2 separate regions of the Homo sapiens genome follow, and region 1 is linked to region 2. The links are chromatin loops, found by intact Hi-C in ENCODE. Cell type or tissue: PC-9. All regions are shown on one strand. Each heading gives the region's core, and the rest is flanking DNA. Links, peaks and the distances in the headings are about the cores only. Region 1 overlaps TNRC18 (trinucleotide repeat containing 18). Region 2 overlaps RNF216 (ring finger protein 216).

Evidence for each region. Hi-C counts contacts between places; a loop is a spot of excess contacts. Peaks named below come from ENCODE experiments on the same cell type or tissue, not always from the same donor. Only the 100,000 strongest peaks of a DNase experiment are listed, where the experiment ranks them.
Region 1: it touches region 2 in a loop (6-fold over the local background); 8 of 110 quality-filtered maps call a loop at or near these places.

The regions. Positions count from the first base shown.
Region 1 is chr7:5,364,510-5,367,421 of GRCh38, reverse strand. The region is part of intron 11 of TNRC18 (trinucleotide repeat containing 18); the gene reads left to right. Among named protein-coding and RNA genes, the nearest start is that of TNRC18-AS1, 53 kb to the left of the region's middle. In PC-9, for the core only: a CTCF peak has its summit at 1,239 (motif pointing left); a DNase peak (open chromatin) is centred at 1,171.
Region 2 is chr7:5,676,951-5,679,862 of GRCh38, reverse strand. All of the region lies in intron 13 of RNF216 (ring finger protein 216), which reads left to right. All of the region lies in intron 1 of RNF216-IT1 (RNF216 intronic transcript 1), which reads left to right. Among named protein-coding and RNA genes, the nearest start is that of RNF216-IT1, 2.1 kb to the left of the region's middle. In PC-9, for the core only: CTCF peaks have their summits at 1,468 and 1,670 (motif pointing right); a DNase peak (open chromatin) is centred at 1,692.

The DNA.
Region 1 (2,912 bases), core at 224-2,723, 310 kb after region 2:
ACATTCCCTTGGTCTTCCCACCTGGTACTGGTTTTGTTTTTGTTTTTAATTATTTCTGGGACAGAATCTCCCTCTGTTGCCCAGGCTGGAGTGCAGTGGTGTGATCTCCGCTCACTGCAAGCTCTGCCTCCTGGGTTCAGGTGATTCTCCTGCCTCAGCTTCCCAAGTAGCTGGGATTACAGGCACATGCTACCACATCCAGCTAATTTTTGTATTTTTAGTAGAGACGGGGTTTCCCCATGTTGGCCATGCTGGTCTTGAACTCCTGGCCTCAAGTGATCCGCCCGCCTCAGCCTCCCAAAGTGCTGGGATTACAAGTGTAAGTCACTGCACCCAGCCCAGAATTCTCCACCCTATTAGGACACCAGCCTTACGGAATGAAGGCCCACTGTCATGACTTGAACTTGACCACCTCTGCAAACGCCCTGTCTCCCACAGAGGTCACCTAATGAGGTTACTAGGGGTTAGGATTCTCGCATATTAAATTAGTGGGGACACGACTGAACCCATCACCACTGGCCTAGAGGTCACTTGGGCGTCCCTTGCCTGATCAGTTAAGAGCTTAGGGATAATAGGTTTGTGGGAGGGTGAAGGAGGTGACAGAGTTGTACCTTGGTCCCCTCTTGGAGAACAGAACAGCCCTCCATCCTTACCTGACATTGTAGACTCTTAAGTCTCGCAGGACCTCGAGGCGGGGGTATGGGGTGGGTGAGATGGTTTCAATCTAACATCAACCTTTGGGAGCTGATCAGGTTTGCGGCTTTGTGGCCTCAGTTTCCCTAAAGATATAAGAAGAGCGGCCAGCCGCGGTGGCTCACGCCTGGAATCCCAGCACTTTGGGAGGCCAAGGCAGGCGGATCACTTGAGGTCAGGAATTTGAGACCAGCCTGGCCAACATGGGGAAACCCCATCTCTACTAAAAATAAAAAAATTAGCTGGGTGTGGTGACACATACCTGTAGTCCCAGCTACTCAGGGGACTGAGGCAGAATTGCTTGAATCCAGGAGGCGAAGGTTGCATGAGCCAAGATTGGTCACTGCACTCCAGCCTGGGCGACAGAGTGAGATTCTGTCTCACAAAAAAAAAAAAAAAAAAAAAAAAAAGATATAAGAAGAGCAAAACAAGCATTCTCAACTAGGGATGATTTTGTCCCCCCAGGGGACATTGGCAACCACATTTTTGGTTGTCACAGCTTGGGGGGAGCACTACTGCCATCTAGTGGGTAAAGGCAGGGACTCAGCAAGACACCCTACAGTGAAGGCAGAGGACAAGCCCCCAGCAGAGATGCGAATGAATAGTGAAATGTGAATAGTGCCAAGGAAGAGAAGCTCCCCCTCAGCAGCATCATTAGTCATGTCTGTCTCTGGAACTTTGCACACTGCCAATAGAGAATATGGTTTTCGGCTCACCGCAGTCTCCGCCTCCCAGGTTCAAGCGACTCTCCTGCCTCAGCCTCCTGAGTAGCTGGCATTATAGGCATGCGCCACCAGGCCCGGCTAGTTTTTTGTATTTTTAGTAGAGATAGGGTTTCTCCATGTTGGTCAGGCTGGTCTCGAACTCCTGACCTCAGGTGATCCGCCCGCCTCGGCCTCCCAAAATGCTGGGATTACAGACGTGAGCCACCACACCCAGCCAAAAATTGGTATTTTAGATCACAAAGAAAATGTCAGCCGGGCATGGTGGCTCACGTCTGCAATCCCAGTACTTTGGGAGGCTGCGGCAGAAGGACTGCTTGTGCCCAGGAGTTTAAGACCCGCCCGGGCAACATGGCGAGACCCCATGTGCATTAAAAAAATGAAATGTCAATTGAAAAATTATAATAGAACTCATTTAAATTTGGTAGAGACTAAAGCAAGATCTCTGTGGTTGGAGCACCCTTCCTGGAGGGTAGGGGGAGTATTTATCAGAGAACTGCACACACCTGGTCATATTCATCACACTGGTGAGGCTCTTCCTGTCACACGTGTCCCAGCTATGTGCCCATGTGCTCCTATTACAAAAAGATAGGAGGCCGGACACGGTGGCTCACGCCTGTAATCTCAGCACTTTGGGAGGCTGAGGCGGGAGGATCACTTGAGCCCAGGAGTTCAAGACCAGCCTGGGAAACATAGCAAGACCCCATCTCTACAAAAAAATACAAAAACTAGCTGGGTGTGACGGCATGTGCCTGTGGTCCCAGCTACTCAGGAGGCTGAGGCAGGGTGATTGCTTGAGCCTGGCAGCTTGAGGCTGTGGTGACGTGTGATGGTGAACTCCAGCCAGGGTGGGGGACAGAGTGAGACCCTATCTTGAAAAGACAGGAAACAATCTAAATGCCATCAATGGGAGATGACTTAGATGAATCAAAACTCATCAATTCAAGAGTGTTCTAGGCTGCCCTTCCGCCCCCGCCCCCCCACATGATTCTGCGTAGGCTCCTTTGCACGTTTGGCCATTTAAAATTGCTGGCATTCTAGTGTTTTTGACCTTTAGAGATGGCAGTTTTTATAAGGTCCAAGCTCATAATGAGGAGGTAGATGTTTGCTTTGTGCTAATATGAGAAAAGACATTAAGCAGAAAAAAAGCAAAATGTGATACAGTATGTACTGATTGAGATCTTTTTTTTTTTTTTTTTTTTCCTGAGACAGCCTCCCTCTGTTGCCCAGGCTGGGGTACAGTGGGGCTATCATGCCTCCCCGCAACCTCTGCCTCCTGGGTTCAAGCGATTCTGGTGCCTCAGCCTCCCAAGTAGCTGGGATTACAGGTGGTCACCACCATGCCCAGCTAATTTCTGTATTTTTAGTAGAGAGGGGGTTTTACCATGTTGGCTAGGCTGGTTTCAGACTCCTGGCCTCAAGCCATCCACCCGCCTCGGCCTCCCAAAGTGCTGGGATTACAGGCATGAGCCACCGTGCCCAGCCTGAGATCGTGTG
Region 2 (2,912 bases), core at 244-2,743:
AAGGCGGGTGAGGGACCTGGAGGAGCATGATAGTCTCTCCTGCTGAGGGTCTAAAGATGCTCATTCCCACAGGGCCAGTTGTTAGAAATGCAGGCACTCACACAGATACGCTCTTCTCTCAGTGGTGCCTGCCTTTCTTTTTTTGTTTAATTGTTCCTTGCAGTAGCACATTCCATGGGAGATTCCATGACAGGGCTATTCTCTCGATTTCAGTGGTTTTGATTTTGTGTCTGTTGTCATAGCGCCTGGAGCTAAGCCTTATCAAATAATTGCACATCTGGTGATCACTTAGGCTTCCAGAAATGTGAGGCAGGGAGGACCCTCAAGGGACTCTGGTCAGCACTCCTACTGCTGAGAGGCTTCACCGCATTCCCCCAGACTCACCAACAGCCTCGTTACACTTGTTACGGTGTGTGTGCACCAGTGCGCTCAGCGCCTGCATCCTCACAACCCAGCCCCTTGTGAGGCTGGCCGGACCACAGCTTGCCCTGTTCTGCACCATTCTAGGGCTGAAGGATTTGCCCAAAATATGTCACTAGATGGTGACAAACAGGCCCTTAGTCCAGTGCCTTTAGCAGGGGCTGGCTGGAGCAGCATGGCCATGTTCAGATGCCTGTCCCACCACTTGTTAGCTGTGTGCACCGCCCCCCCGCCACCGCACCACCACCACCCCTACCCGAGGGTGACAGGATCCTCCTGAAAAGTCTGTTAGGAGGATTAAATGACTTGATAACTAAGATGTTTCATCCATAAGCACTCAATAAATGGTAGCTGCTGCTGTTATTCATTCCACTGTATCTAATCTCTGTACTCTTAAATTTTACAACTTTACTCAATAACTTTTAAAATATTCTACACTTGTGGCTCCCATAAATTTCCTCTTTGCTCTATTGAGGCCATTTCTAGTCCCTGTGTGATCAGGGTTATTGGAGAGCAACTGATAAACCAGCCATGCTCCCCACTTCCTCTCTAGGAGCTCGGCCTCCTCAGCTTGTCTGCAGACCTTTGCCTCTTAATTTATCCAGTCCAGCTCTCATGTCTTCCCTGATGAAGTGGAGTCGAGAAATCTGCTCCGTCACCTTCTGTGTGAGGAGCAGCCTCTGCAGCTTGTCCCACTGCTGTAGCTCTCACAGTGCAGGGTTTCCTGGAAGCGTGCTTGGAGGGTAGCAGGCCCAGGAGGCACAGTTGTGACTGGAGCCATGGCAGAGCAGCAGTTGATATTTGTCACTACGAGTGCCGGCCTCCTTATAAGCACTCCTTTTATAGATAGGGAAGCTGAAGCTGGGAGAGGTGAGGTCACTCACCTGAGGTCACTTTAGTAAGTAGCCATGGTGGACTACTCAGGCGGGCCCAGAGCCATTTTCCTGACCACCAGGTCATGTGGGGACGCCAGGTGGCATGAATCTCTGAATCTCATTTTTCTCTGCGCTTGGGGAGGTGGTAACGTAGGTCAGTCCTTGGCGATGGTTAGTTCCCTGCCCAGGGCCTGTCAGCCTTAACATTCTTCTGATCCTGTTTATGAAACGCAGGTAATATATTGACATTGCAGAAGCTCAGAGAACATAATTGAAAGTCTTGTAGATGGCAGTAAAATGGGAAGATTTTTCAGACTGGTTTTCTTATTGGTCTGGTGAGGAGCTAAAAGTTACAGCAGGCGGTCAGCAGAGGGCCCCAGAGCCTCAGAAGTAAACCTAGATTTGGGCACATGCCTGAGTATTGGCAAATTTATGTAGCCGGGGCCCTTTGGCTCCACAGTGGGGCGTCAGGCATTGGAGTGCACATCTCTGAACTGGGAGGAAACCTCAGTACCACCAAGACGAAGACAGGTGTGTAGGAGAAGGTAGAATACCAAGAACAGTCGCAAAATCTGGTTACCCCCTGGAAAGATCACTGTGGTCTTACTGCTCCAGTTAAGAGTGTGGGTGTGTAATAACAGGGCTGGGGCTGTGTATGTAAACCAGGAACCTGGAAGAGAGCAAAGAGCTGTTTTTCTAGCTCCCTTACATTCCAGTATCCTCCTTCCCCTGATTCTACTGGATTCTGATTTAGTTACTCTAATGGTCTCTGCATAGACAACCCTTCCCCTTGGGCAGACTCTGATTCCTAGGATTTCCTGAGCAACACTCCCAGGACTCTGCACAGGAAGTGGAGAATGAGGTCAGGCCAGGACTGGAAGGGGATTCACCTACTCTCATAGCGATTGAATGGTAATTCCAGACCTGTTCTTAGTCAGTTCTTTCCAATCTGAGGATGCTAACACAAATATAAAAGACAGACAAATGGTTAAGCCCAAAGTGCTTAGGATGGTCCCTTTGTAAGGGTTTGCCATTATTATAATTTACCAGAAGCCATATAAGTGGCCTTTCGATATGGCTTGGATCTTTTATTTCATTTTTTCTTCTAGTTTTCCTTTTTGTTTTCCTTTTATAGAGGAAAGCCTGAGAAAATGGCAAGAAAACCAAAAGAATATGGTTCTGTGATTAGTAGTCCAGTCTTACAATGGAGATAATTTACCTAGTGCCCACCTTTAGTGAACGCAGATGGCATTGCCCAGACCACCCATACAGTAGAGCATGTAACATCCAGAAGCAAAAGACAACAGCAGATAGCGACTCCTTGGCTGATGTTGCAGAAGCACGTGCTGAGCAGTCTCTAAATCACATGTGTTTGCTCTAAAATTAACACCTGGACAAATTAGAATTAATGCCATTAGAAAATGAAATCACTTCTGTTTTCCACACTATGTAAACCATACGTCAGAGTGCCCTAAAAACAAGGGAGATGTATGTGGTCTGTAGTGGTATTTCTCTTAGGTCAGGCCACTAGTTAGTTCTCTTACGAGGTTCGTTTCATGTGGTTGGTGGGTTTTGGTTTGGTTTGGCTTTTAAGGAACAATAACCCTTCCCTATGGG